2 separate regions of the Homo sapiens genome follow, and region 1 is linked to region 2. The links are chromatin loops, found by intact Hi-C in ENCODE. Cell type or tissue: gastrocnemius medialis. All regions are shown on one strand. Each heading gives the region's core, and the rest is flanking DNA. Links, peaks and the distances in the headings are about the cores only.

Region 1 (2,903 bases), core at 249-2,748, 430 kb after region 2:
GAGCTCTTGGGAACAGGAACGTGCTTCTCCCAGCGAGAGCAGCCATGCCGTCTTGTGAGTGTGGTGCCTGGTAGGATACTGCATCTGTTAGTTACTTCCCAGTGGCTGAAGGAAGTGGTCACCAGCTCTGCCTGGGGGAGGTGGGGGAGCTGGGCTTTGGGGCGTCTCCCTCCCTACCTCCAGAGTTAGGTTTCACCTGAGACTGTGGTTTCACTTTTGACTCCATCTTCACTGAGTCAAGCAGATGATTTAGGAATGACCAGGGAGCAGCATTGGTGGTTTGCCTTTGGATCTGCATTGGTTTGGACCCATGAACTCTGTGGTGGGCATTGTGTTTGTGTAATAGACCATTGGTATGCTCATTTTTCCTCTTGCAGAAAGCACTAGCTTTCTTGAAAGCAGTTCAGGGACATGCCCATCCTTCTGTGCCAGAGCTGAGCCCTTCTACTGGGGGAACATGGAGACACGCGAGCTCCAGTCTTCATTCCACTCCTCCTCCTTCCCTTTGCCCTCCACTGTCTCCTGCTGTCCCCCCAGCTCATCCCAGGGGCAGGGTAACCTTGGTGCATCCTCCCATCCAGCCAGCAGTCCCGACCCAGGGCCCCCGTGCCTGGACTGAGTCTGGGGTTTATGTCAGTAGTGTTAAGGGAGGGATGGAAAACTGAACTTTTAGGAGTGCAGCTGCCTAGGAACATAGACCTCCATACCTCTGACGCAGGGGAAACCAGAAAAACCGATGCTGGGTCCACGTAGGCTTGGAAGGCTGTTACTTTTTGCCTTCTTACCTGAATAGGAATTTGAGGGGCACTGTGGGTTTGGAGGATGTGATTCCCACACTGGGGCTCAGGGCCTGGGAAATGCAGTGGTCCCTGGGTTCTGAGTCCTCCTTTGAAGGCCACCCTGCCAGAAAGGAAGAGCCTGATGGAGGTTTCTGGGGACTTTGGGCCAGCCGGTAACTCCATGCTCCCTCTGCTCCACCCTTGGCCCCTCATGTGTATACCATTCCTTTTATCACCCTTCCCTCTGATTCACAGCCCCCACCCTGACAGCTAAAGACAGAATGCCCAGGCTGCTGCCTAGAATGACAGGAAGCTGGACTGCCCTTTCAGTTTATACATGCAATGGCCTGGGACTGTCTCTTGAGGGCAAGACATTCCCCTTTTACAAAAGAGCCTTCCCCAGGCCCCTCTCTCACCAAGATGAGCTCTTCCTTGCTGCCAGGAGCCCTGAAATCAGCATTCCCAGAGGAAAGAAGATGGCCATCTGGGCTTGGCTTCCGGCTCCCCCCATCTGGCTGGAACACACATCAGTCACGTAAGTAGCTGTGACTCAGCACCCAGCACTGCCTTGGCAGAACCTTCCCACGTTCTGGATTTGCACACACTGTGGTAGCGCAGCACAAGCAAGCAGGGTTAGGTAACTGGGGACCAGTGTCTGTTTGTTCAGTGGGTTTGCCTATGGATTTCAGAAAGAAGGATTCCCTCACCTTCCCATTTTCCTCCCATGTTATTTTTTAGGTACCATGCTAGGCTTTAAAGACAAAGCATCATTTATAGAATGAAGTAGAAGCTGTCTTTGCAGTCTCCAAACTATTTTTAACCAACAGCCTATAGATGGTATTTAACCCTCAGGTGTGTTTGGCCTGCACGGGTTTTTGTTTTTGTTTGAGACAGGGTTTCACTCTGTAGCCCAGGCTGGAGTGCAGTGGCACGATATCAGCTTGCTGCAACCTCTGCCTCCCGGGCTCGAGCAGTTCTCATGCCTCAGCCTCCTGAGTAGCTGGGACTACAGGTGCCACCACACCTGGCTAGGGTTATTTTAATGTATCTGATTTTGCATGCATTTAGACAAAATATGGCCTCTCCAGTTCACTGTATTTCTGCTGCATGCTGTTGCTGCTTCTCTGTCTCAGGTTTCCTGCCCAAGCCCTCCGAGCATTTGAATGTGCTGTGAGCAGCCTACCTCAGCCTCCTCTCTTTACACATGAAGACACTGAGGCCCATTCAGGGCAAGTGGCAGGTCCCTGTTCTCAGAGTTGGGGCCAAGCAGGTATTAAAACCATTGTGTTCTGATTCACTGTGTGCCCAAGCAGATTAATGCCCTGGTGTGAGGTCGAGAAGCCTCCAGGTAGAATGTGGGGACAGAAGTGGACCAGGCTAGAGTATAGCTCCCACACCTTTCCCATGCGTGGCAGCACTCGTAAGACTGACATGCCCACCCTTCTGGATGGGTGGTTTTCCTCCCCAGACAGCCCTGCCAACCCTTTCACCTTCAGCCAGTTTGTTTGGAGTCATTAGGCTGAGGTGGGTAAAACCCATCACCCTCCTTGGATGGCAGAGCTCTCAGCAGGCTGGGATTTTCATGGGCTGCCTTCTTACAGGTCTAGGTGGCCTTCAGGCATGGTGCCAGGGAAAGCAAGCCCCTTCCAGCCCTTACCAAACTAACTGGCTGCTTCCTAGTAGGGAACAGCCACCAGCTTGTTTCAGCGAAGAGTCATTGCTCAGCTGATTCTGAGAGGAGAAAACTGGTTCTGTTGGGAGGGCTGAGACCTGAAGGACCCCTTTTATCCAGTGGAATTGGAAAGGCAAAGGATTTCAATACTAACATGATTTTTTTCTCCACTTCTTTTAGAGTGTTTAATTAAAGTGATGCATTGTTAATGGCTTCTTATCTCTTCTTCCAGAGAGTAAAGAGTTAAATTTTAGAATCCAGGAGTGGGGACCCAGACTGTGGCTTCTGTTAACTCCCTCAGTGGCAGTGGCGTCCTGCTATGCACAGCCCCTCTGCTGTACTCCGAATGGTCCCTTACGGGTAGCAGGAGAGACATTAAATAATCACACTGATGACCAAGTGAGATAAGTGGTTTTTGAAGGAAAGAACTTGAGGCTGGCGAGGACCACTTA
Region 2 (2,903 bases), core at 220-2,719:
TGGGTGTGCATCCACTTCTTTTTCGGTCATTTCTAAAGGTGAGCCCTATGGAGACAGAGAGAAAGGCAGTTCTTCCCAGGGTCAAACAGCTGGTCTCAAGGCACGAGGGAGGGATGGCTGGTAAGAAGAGGATATCCCCGTCCTCCTGGGCTTAGCCCTCAGGCTCTCCTGGGCCTCATTCCCTGGCATTTGGGCATATGGAACCTCTTTATCTAGCTCCACACTGCTCCATCTGGAATTGGAGGGCATAAATAGAGGCGAGAAAGTTCTTTGTTGGGGAGCAGGGTCCTTGCGGGGTAAGAGTGTAAGGGGAGAGGAGGAAGGAAGGGCACAGAGCTGAAAGAAATGGCTGAGGCCTGAGCAGTGCAAAAGTTCTCTGCTTCTACAGTTGGTTAACCATTAACCGCCTTCCCTGCTCTGGTTCTGTCTCTCTCTTGGGTGAAAGAATATCTCTGGGAAACTCAGAGGACCAGCAGGTGTTCCCCCATACCCCCCTTCACCCCAGCTTAACATTTGCTGTGTCTCCACTGTCCTGCCACAGCCCCAGGCTCAGCCACTGACCCCCACTCACCTCTTCCTCACCTTCTTCCCCTACCCCAGCATACTCTTCCCACGCACTGCCAGTTGTCCCTTTACCCAGGCATTGCCAGTTGTTTGCAGGGCAGGGCGTGTGTCAGAGACTGGGAAGCAGGCACAGAGGTGGGGAGAATCTATTGAAGGGAGCAGCCGGCTTCACACAGGATTCGGAGCAGGAGCTCTGAGCTCAGGTTATAGACAGCTCTATAACCACTAGGATTTTCCTAGTGCTTCTCACTGTGGATCTGGCTTGTGGGTGGCTGTTTTGGCCGTTTGAAGTGAGTCCATGTGGTCCAAGGCCTGACCAAGGCATTCCTAACAAGTCAGACCTGGAATCCTGAACATCAAAGAAAACCAGCAGGTGGATGGAAGATGTAGATCAAGATGCAGGAGCAAAGGCACACATGGAAAGACAGAAGTCAAGATGTGGGCACAGGCACAGATAAATGGAGAGAGGGAGGAAGACAGCAAGGGAAGATAAAGACAGAGAGATTAACAGTGTGAATGGGGGTGGACAGAGCTCAGAGTGAACACAAAGAGAAAAGTGGGAAAGAGAGCCTTGCAGGCAGAAGGGGGTTTTCTGAATCTTCACTGGCCAGGGAGGCTCTGGGCTGAACTGAGAAGCCGAAGTAGCAGGTTATCTCCACTAGAGGGGACTCTTGAAAGCCAGGCTTGGCCCAAAACAGTGGCTTTTGTGCTTTTTTTTTTTTTTAGAAGAAAAAAAATATTAATAGATGAGATATATTCGAAACTCCCAGCCGTCACTTCCCAGAGACTACAACTGGTAGGGTCCTATTGCCAGTGGGACCTTTGGGCCTCTGTCTGTTTGCAGAGGATGAGAAGGCGCCTGCAGCATTAAGCTGGGATGCATGGGTTGTGAGCAACTCCGGAGAGGCCTGCCCCAACAGGTCACGTCTAGGGCTGGGTGGCAGGGAGGGAGTGCATTCTCAACTTAACAGGGAGTCCAATCTGCTGGCTGGCCCGCCAAAAGGCCCTTGCCGTTCTTATCAGCAACAGAAGTTTCTGACCCAACCCCGAGGGGCCTTCACATGCTTCCCATCTCCCAACTCCCTAAATACAGATTTTTGAGACTCTCAGGTAGTAGCAAAACTGCTCCTGAGGAGACTTTTTTTTAAAAGAGCTTTCAGGAACTGAATGCATGTCAACATTGTATCGCTGATTTAATCTTTTTCTTCATATTCTCTGTGGGAATCTTTCTCTGAATTATAATTCCCCCTTTCATTTCAGCAGAGGACAATATTGAGAGACAGCAGAGTCCAGAGGCTTTTCTTATCTAAGGAGATAATAACTGCCTAACAGGGGCATGGAAAAATATTGAAGTATTGGGATGGGCAGGAGACCAGAGAGCTTAGCCCCGTCTCTTCCAATCTGATAGCATCCCTTGATAGTTCATCTTGGTTTGCTTTAGCTCAGATGTACCTGGACGTCAGGGCAGGGGGAAGGGAGGATAGAGAAAAGAAAGAAGAAAAACAAGATAAATGTATCGTGTTATGAAAGTTTAATTCTGCTTTTCTTTGGCTAAAATTACTTTGAGGGTGAAAGATAAAAGGTAGTAGAGTTGCCCTTGGAAAGTTCAACTTGTCTTTCAGAGGGAAGAGGAGGAGGGATCCCAGGGCTCCGAGTGAAGAGCTGGTGAATGAGCCTGTCTCCTCTGATCCCCGCAAAACACACATATTCTCTCCGACGCTTTGAGAGGACGGAAGCTTCTGACAGAGGAACCCTAGCACCTCCCAGCCCTCTTGGAGGAGTTGTTCTCCCAGGCTTTCTCTTGTTCTGTCTAAACAGCCTCCCTCTCAACCATAGTATAGAGGGATAGAAGAAGGAGAGATTCTTACCCTTTGCACTGAACCAAATAGGATGACACTGAAAGCGGGAATTGGAATTCATTTAAGTTTAAATAAATAGGGATCGATCACCTGTGTGGTGCCAAGAATGTGGTAGCTCCCTCCTAATACAAGGATGAAAAAGTAATAGATCTTACCTTCAGGGCATTTACAGTACACTCAGGGAGTGGAGGAAGAAATTGCATAGCCAAGTACCCCCAAATACCTTTAGTAAAAGGCAGAATGGCATTAACAGTGTGTACTAGGGGGTCAGAGGAAGTGAGAGCAGACAGCTCCTCAAAGCCTTTGCTTTAAGTCATGGGAGGTGAAGATTTCCAGGAGAGACTCAGAGGTGCTGGAGAACTTCACAGTTTCCTGTGAAGAAGGATGACTATTTAATGCTCTCGCAGTCTCCAGCCTCTCACAGCTACCCGTACCTACCCAGTTTTCCCCTCGTTCTTCTCTGAGGATTTTAAACTGGAC

The links. A loop is a pair of places that touch in the nucleus more often than their neighbours do. Peaks named below come from ENCODE experiments on the same cell type or tissue, not always from the same donor. Only the 100,000 strongest peaks of a DNase experiment are listed, where the experiment ranks them.
Region 1: it touches region 2 in a loop (2.6-fold over the local background); 3 of 110 quality-filtered maps call a loop at or near these places.

The regions. Positions count from the first base shown.
Region 1 is chr1:207,804,416-207,807,318 of GRCh38, reverse strand. It overlaps MIR29B2CHG (MIR29B2 and MIR29C host gene), which reads left to right. Exons shown (of 6, transcript NR_135299.1): 5 at 1,222-1,314. Among named protein-coding and RNA genes, the nearest start is that of MIR29B2, 3.3 kb to the right of the region's middle. RefSeq lists an enhancer at 453-1,652. In gastrocnemius medialis, for the core only: no CTCF peak of the experiment used is centred there; DNase peaks (open chromatin) are centred at 538, 1,348, 2,038 and 2,398; H3K4me3 peaks cover 1,366 bases; H3K27ac peaks cover 2,500 bases.
Region 2 is chr1:208,237,540-208,240,442 of GRCh38, reverse strand. All of the region lies in intron 1 of PLXNA2 (plexin A2), which reads left to right. Among named protein-coding and RNA genes, the nearest start is that of PLXNA2, 5.4 kb to the left of the region's middle. In gastrocnemius medialis, for the core only: a CTCF peak has its summit at 1,214 (motif pointing right); a DNase peak (open chromatin) is centred at 606; H3K4me3 peaks cover 559 bases; H3K27ac peaks cover 1,212 bases.